Linked DNA regions of Homo sapiens: region 2 is linked to region 1. Evidence: read pairs that join two places in POLR2A ChIA-PET (ENCODE). Cell type or tissue: PC-9. All regions are shown on one strand. Links, peaks and the distances in the headings refer to the core of each region. The heading gives the core; the rest is flanking DNA.

Evidence for each region. Peaks named below come from ENCODE experiments on the same cell type or tissue, not always from the same donor. Only the 100,000 strongest peaks of a DNase experiment are listed, where the experiment ranks them.
Region 2: POLR2A ChIA-PET joins it to region 1 with 5 read pairs; 6 of 35 experiments call an interaction of 5 or more read pairs at or near these places.

What each region holds. Positions count from the first base shown.
Region 1 is chr1:44,388,896-44,391,814 of GRCh38, forward strand. It overlaps the pseudogene RNU6-369P. Among named protein-coding and RNA genes, the nearest start is that of RNF220, 15 kb to the right of the region's middle. In PC-9, for the core only: no CTCF peak of the experiment used is centred there; a DNase peak (open chromatin) is centred at 1,556.
Region 2 is chr1:44,514,140-44,517,058 of GRCh38, forward strand. All of the region lies in intron 2 of RNF220 (ring finger protein 220), which reads left to right. Among named protein-coding and RNA genes, the nearest start is that of MIR5584, 30 kb to the right of the region's middle. In PC-9, for the core only: no CTCF peak of the experiment used is centred there; a DNase peak (open chromatin) is centred at 1,422; H3K27ac peaks cover 525 bases.

The DNA.
Region 1 (2,919 bases), core at 260-2,759:
GAAGACCCATTATTTATGTCATCCAGGCAAGAGGCTCCTTTGAAGCTCTGTATTCTAGCACCTTACTGTGCATGGCACATGGTAGGTAACAAGTGGAATGAAACTTTTCCATGAAAAATGATAGTGACTTGAACGGAGGTTGGGAGGGATGGCAGTAGAGATGGAAAAAAAAGTGAAAAAAATTGAGAAATAATTTGAAGACAGAATTAACAGGCCTTCATGATTATTTAAATATGGAGAGATGAGAGCAGGAAATGTCAAAGATGGCTCAGCTTTCTGGCAGAGATAGATTTAATGGAATATTGATGAGTTTACTTTTGAACAGGCTGAGTTGAAGGTACCTTGGAGATATCCATTTGAAGAAGTCAGGTAAGCAGTTAGATATATCAGTCCAGAACTCCAACAGCAAGGTATATTTGAGGAGCATATGCATGTTGTTAGTAACTGAAGCCATAGGAAAAGTTAAAATTACTTCAGGAAGGGATATTGAATGAAAAGGGAAGCACTCCTAGGACAGATCCCTGAAAAACTCTCCTACTTAAAGGTTTAATAGAACACAAAGGAGGAGTCAGCAAAAATGTTTGCAAAAGGGCAGCTGGAGAGATAAGAGGAATTGGGAGAGTGTGGTGTTTCAGAAGACAGGAAAGAGAATAATTAAGGAGAGAGTTCAGGGTAATTCTAAGAGAGCAAATGAAATGATGGGCCATGAACTGTAAGCTCGACAAATGGGGAAGTGAAGACAAGAAGGGAGTAATAGAAAGAAAGGGGTCAATAAACTGATATTCAAATGAAAGGGAAGAATAGTTGCAGTTGGACTAGCTTAATAATGAGCTGGAAGCATAGGTGCTTGTGGTCAGAAAGTAGACTATCTGAATTAGTGATTTTAGAAGTAGAGAGAATTTTAGGTCATGATGACAAGATCCAGGGGGTGACTGTGAAGGCGGGTGGTTGAATAGCAATGTAGGAGGACATGGGAGATACTCTGGGTCTCTCTTGAGGATTCTGAAGTCACTTAGGATGATGGCAGTACTCATGGCACAAGAGAAGACAGTAAGCCAAGTGCCACTGTCTTCTGTGAGGTGGGGAGATTACAGTTACCAATCACGGAGAGAGTAGTAGGGGTTTTCACAAAAGGGTGGAAAAGCAGTGGACTCTGAGTAGCACTGGGAAGCATCCTCATCTCCTGACAGTACATAGGTGTAAGAATATGAGCGGATCTCTCTTGAGGGAGCTGCAGGGTAAGTGGTGTAGAGAGAGCCAGGTTTAGATAAGGCATGAGGTGGCAGGAACATTCAGAGAAAAGTGTTTGAGGGCACAGGAGAGTTGAAATTCCAAAGGGCAAATGGAAGGTTTTGGCAGGGAGAGAAGAGAGGGGTTGGATACTTCCACACTTAAGGAAGTATGTAGCATTTTAGGAATGATAGCTCATATAGGACAAATATGGGAAGAGACAAAGTATCTATATTTGGAGCTTTGACCTATGACAATAGGAATGAAACTTGATAGGTTTAGTCTCACTTAGCCCTCAGAGAAGAGTGGACACAAGGGCTTAAAAAAAAGTCAGCTGTGGTCTGGAAAGTCCTGCAAACATTTCTTCTCACGCAGAGATGTGATTAGTCATAGGAGATGCAGCAGAGGATAATAGTAGGGAACAAAAAAGCTTGAAGTTCAAGGCTCTTTGAGGAGAGGGATGAACAGTGGCTCTAACAAGATTGGATTAGACCCAGGATCCACTGGTACCCTGTTTAATCAAGGCTTGGAGGTCTGGATGTTTGTAGCTTGGGATAGGGTGGATGTGAAAGGAGGAAGTGAAGGGTGGCCCAGGAGTGCTTCGGCAGCACATACGCTAAAATTGGAATGATACAGAGATTAGCATGGCCCCCTGCACAAAGGATGACACAAACATTTGTGAAGCCTTTCATATTTAAAAAAAAAAAAAGAATGGCCTTTTCTTTTTTCTTTTTTTTTTTTTTTTAGACAGAGTCTTGCTCTGTAGCCCAGGCTGGAGTGCAGTGGCACAATCTCGACTCACTGCAACCTCCACCTCCCAGGTCAAGAAATTCTCCTGCCTCAGCCTCACGAGTAGCTGGGATTACAGGCATGCTCCACGATGCCCAGCTAATTTTTTTTGGCATTTTTTAGTAGAGATGGAGTTTCACCATGTTGGCCAGGCTGGTCTTGAACTCCTGACCTCGTGATCCTCCTGCCTCAGCCTCCCAAAGTGCTGGGATTACAGGCGTGAGCCATCGCGCCTGGCCAAAGAATGGTCTTTTCTTGACCCTAGATCTATAGGTGCAGATACAGTTTAGAACTTCGGATATCTGTTGTATTACAAGTTTTAATTTTACTCCCCAAGTATAGATATAACAGCTAAACTATTATTTTTAAATATTTTCACTTGTTCTTACAGGTTAAATATTTAAATTATTTGGGCCATTTTCCCCAAATTTTACTCTTATTTTAGCATATTCTATATTTGCTTAATTTTTAATTTAAGTAATTGTTTTTATTAAGTTAATGTCAACAATAAAAATTGGTTTCGAGTTGGTATAGTGATAGAATTCAGAAGTCTTAACAAAACTGAAAGTTGTCACACATTTCAGGAGGTAAAGTATAAAGCTTAGTTTTTAATTTGTCCTTTCCTTGCCAACACTTTATAGAATCAATAGAAAATACATTAGCAGAACTAGGCCAGTATCATACACAGTGCACTTTCCTCACCACCCTCAGCTCCTTGTAACTTCTTGCTCCACTGAATTTCTGAGAACCTTTTTGTCTCTAATACTCACTTGGTACTTTTTACGGATATATTCCATTCTTTTCTCTCTGTGGAAGCTTTTTGTTTTTTATCTATATATAATCAATTTAAGATGCATATTTTTCCACATTTTAACAGCTCTGAAATGGGGATGCATCTTA
Region 2 (2,919 bases), core at 333-2,832, 130 kb after region 1:
CCACTCCAAACTGTGAGCTCTTTGAGTGCAGGACCCTGTTTCTCTTGTTAAGTGCCATAATCTCAGCACCTAGCACAGTGCCTCCCACGTAGCAGGCTTGCAGGATTTGTTAAATGAGCGGCCTAAAATAATGGAATTATGGAGGGACAGCTGCGATGTTGGAAGCCCGTGCCTTCCTGAGTAGAAAATGCTGATCAATCAGACTTTCGTCTAACTAGACAATACTAGAATATTCAGATAATTGATTCTTCATTGCCTGTTGGAAATGTAGCCTGAGAGGAAGACTTCAGGGGTTGCAGTGAAGCTAGAATATTAGGCATTCGTCCCTGGTTCAGAATGGTTTAGGCTTCCTCCATTGTGAGCTTCACTAGAAGCTCTACAGTCAAACCCCAACTGACTCTTTAATGCTGATGACCATGCTAGTGTTGAAACGATCTCCTCTTCCGGCCTGCAGAATGTCCTGCTGCTCCCTGTTTTACTTGGGATTTAGGTGTTCTCTATGGACTAAGCTAAGAACTAGCCAGCTATTGGGCTACTTTTTAGATTTTTTTAAAAAAGATATATCTTTTGGCTAACATGATAACAAGACCCATAAATGAAACAAAATTGAATGTTTTATTCACATGAGCTCAAGGGAAGTACCCGAGTCACAGAACCACAGATTGGGGAGTGGCTTTAGAGGTTCTGAAGTTCATGCTTTACTAGTTGTGTGCATAACCTCTACAGTAACCTCTCATGCTCCAGATGCAAAGATTGGCACGTCCAGCAGGGCAGGTAGAGTTTAAAGTCAAGAAGCAAAGGGGTAGGAGCTGGGCTGAACAAGGACCAGTCCTTGAAAATGGGTCAGTCATGGGGGAACAAACACAGAAAGGGAAGACCTAGCAAGACTGTTCCAGGGAGTGGCTATGAAGGCTGGAAATAAGTTCTGAAAGGCAAGTCCAGGAGGCTGGTGTTGAATGGAAATGTATAGCTATCAGCAGCAGGGACCAAGCCAACAGTCTATTCCCTTCCCATTTTGCCTCAATGTTTGAAGAAAATCTCAGCCCAGACAAACCAGGAGGTTTCAAGACCACTAGGGGAATCCAGAACACGGGGTGGATGTCACTGGGGACGGGAGAAGGGTAGCAGGGTATAGAATCAAATGGAAATGGGGCTCTTAGAGCTGTGGCAGTTGCTGAGATTAACTGAGGTCAACACAATTGAGTAGATGGTTCTTGAATAATGTAGGTGTAGTTTGTGTGGTGATTATTGTGTTAGGTACAGTAATAGCAGATAAAGTTGTAAATGATCCACAGGATTGGCATGCTCTAGGAATGAAGAAGTCATTGCTTGTGGTGAGAATACAGGTTCTTAAAGAAAAACTGAGGCATTTGGGGTTTCAGAACCATTTATTTGTCCCAACATTTATAGGATGCCTGCTCTATTCCAGGTATCATGCTGAGTCAAAGCTCTTCAGACCTACTATTTAATTTGAGTCACTTCCCTTTTATTTTCCCTTTGTGTGATGAACTGAGGGTGCCAGTATAGGGGAAAATGGCTAACATTCCATCCATGAAAATCACACAGTATGAGAAGGCTCTCTTGGCAATCTCAGAGTTCTCCGAGCTCTGTAGATGCTCCAAGAGTCTAGGAAACAGCAGCAGCTTACAGAAGTTTCCTCCTTTGACATTTAGCACAGAGATGGCAACCTTGTCCTTATCTGCTACCTCTGTGTAGGAATATTAAAATTGTAAATTACATACACTTTCCTAAAATACAGTCCTTTCACCCGGACCTGAAATAAATGACTTGGCTTCAGGTGCCTCTGGGTATCACTTGGCTTGCCCGTCAGTGCGGATCTGAAGATGAGACGCTAAAACCTTCAGATCTGCCTCCCTTGAATGTGATCTTAGCTGCTACACCATCTCCTTCTAAAAGGATAGCAAAGGAGATATGGGTGTTGTTTGCTTTTTCACTCATCTAAACTTTTTGCTTAAAATTATGGAATCTCAGAGCCTTGGAGATGATGCAACATATTTTTAAATAAACTGCCTCGTCTAAGTTAAGTGCTGGAAATACAAAGGTTTAAAAACAGTTCTCCTTTAAAGGAATTCATAGTCTACCAAGGAGACAGGCCAGCCAAAGAGGTAATGTCAAAACACTATGGTAAGTGCTAAGATAGATGTAAGATGCAGCACCTCCTAGAAGAAGCAAACACCTAAATCAACTAGAGACCTTAAGGAAGACTTCACAGAATTAGCAAAGCTTAAAATGAATCTTTAAGAAGTTTGCTACGCAGCCAAAGAGCAAAGGAAAGGTGTTCCCAGCAAAGGACATGGCATGATAGTTGGATGCATGAATTTTAAGTCAACTATTCCTGACCCCTTGTTCCTTAATATGTTTAGCAGCTTCTAAGAAATTTGCTGTCCTCATTTTTGTGATAGCTGTGTGCAGTGTATAAGGATAGTGAGAAAAAGAAAGGGATCGAAGAACCACCAAGAGAAAGGAAGATGGGAGGAAAGTGAAGGGAAAGAGGAAGAGAAGGGAAAGGAAACCAATATTTATGGAGTGTCTATTATATGCCATGTGGTTTTACATGATCTCATTTCATATTATTTCCATTCCATACATTAAGTCAATGTGTTTCAGAGAGATGAATGATTTCTTCACCTAACTTCACCTTTTTGTCCTCTCCTGTCCCCATTCTCATGCTAACCCTACCTCAGACCTCTCTTTGAAGCTCCACACTGCCTATTTACCACCACCACATGGATCTCTAACAGACACTCTGCCCTCACCAGTCCAGAATGCTGCTCATCATTTTTCCCACCAAAACTGTTCCCTCTCCCCTTTTCCCATGGCACCTCCCCATCCACTTGTCCAAGCCAGAAACCTGGGAATCACTCTTCAGCCTTTCCCTGTTCCTCAGCCCCTCAGTCT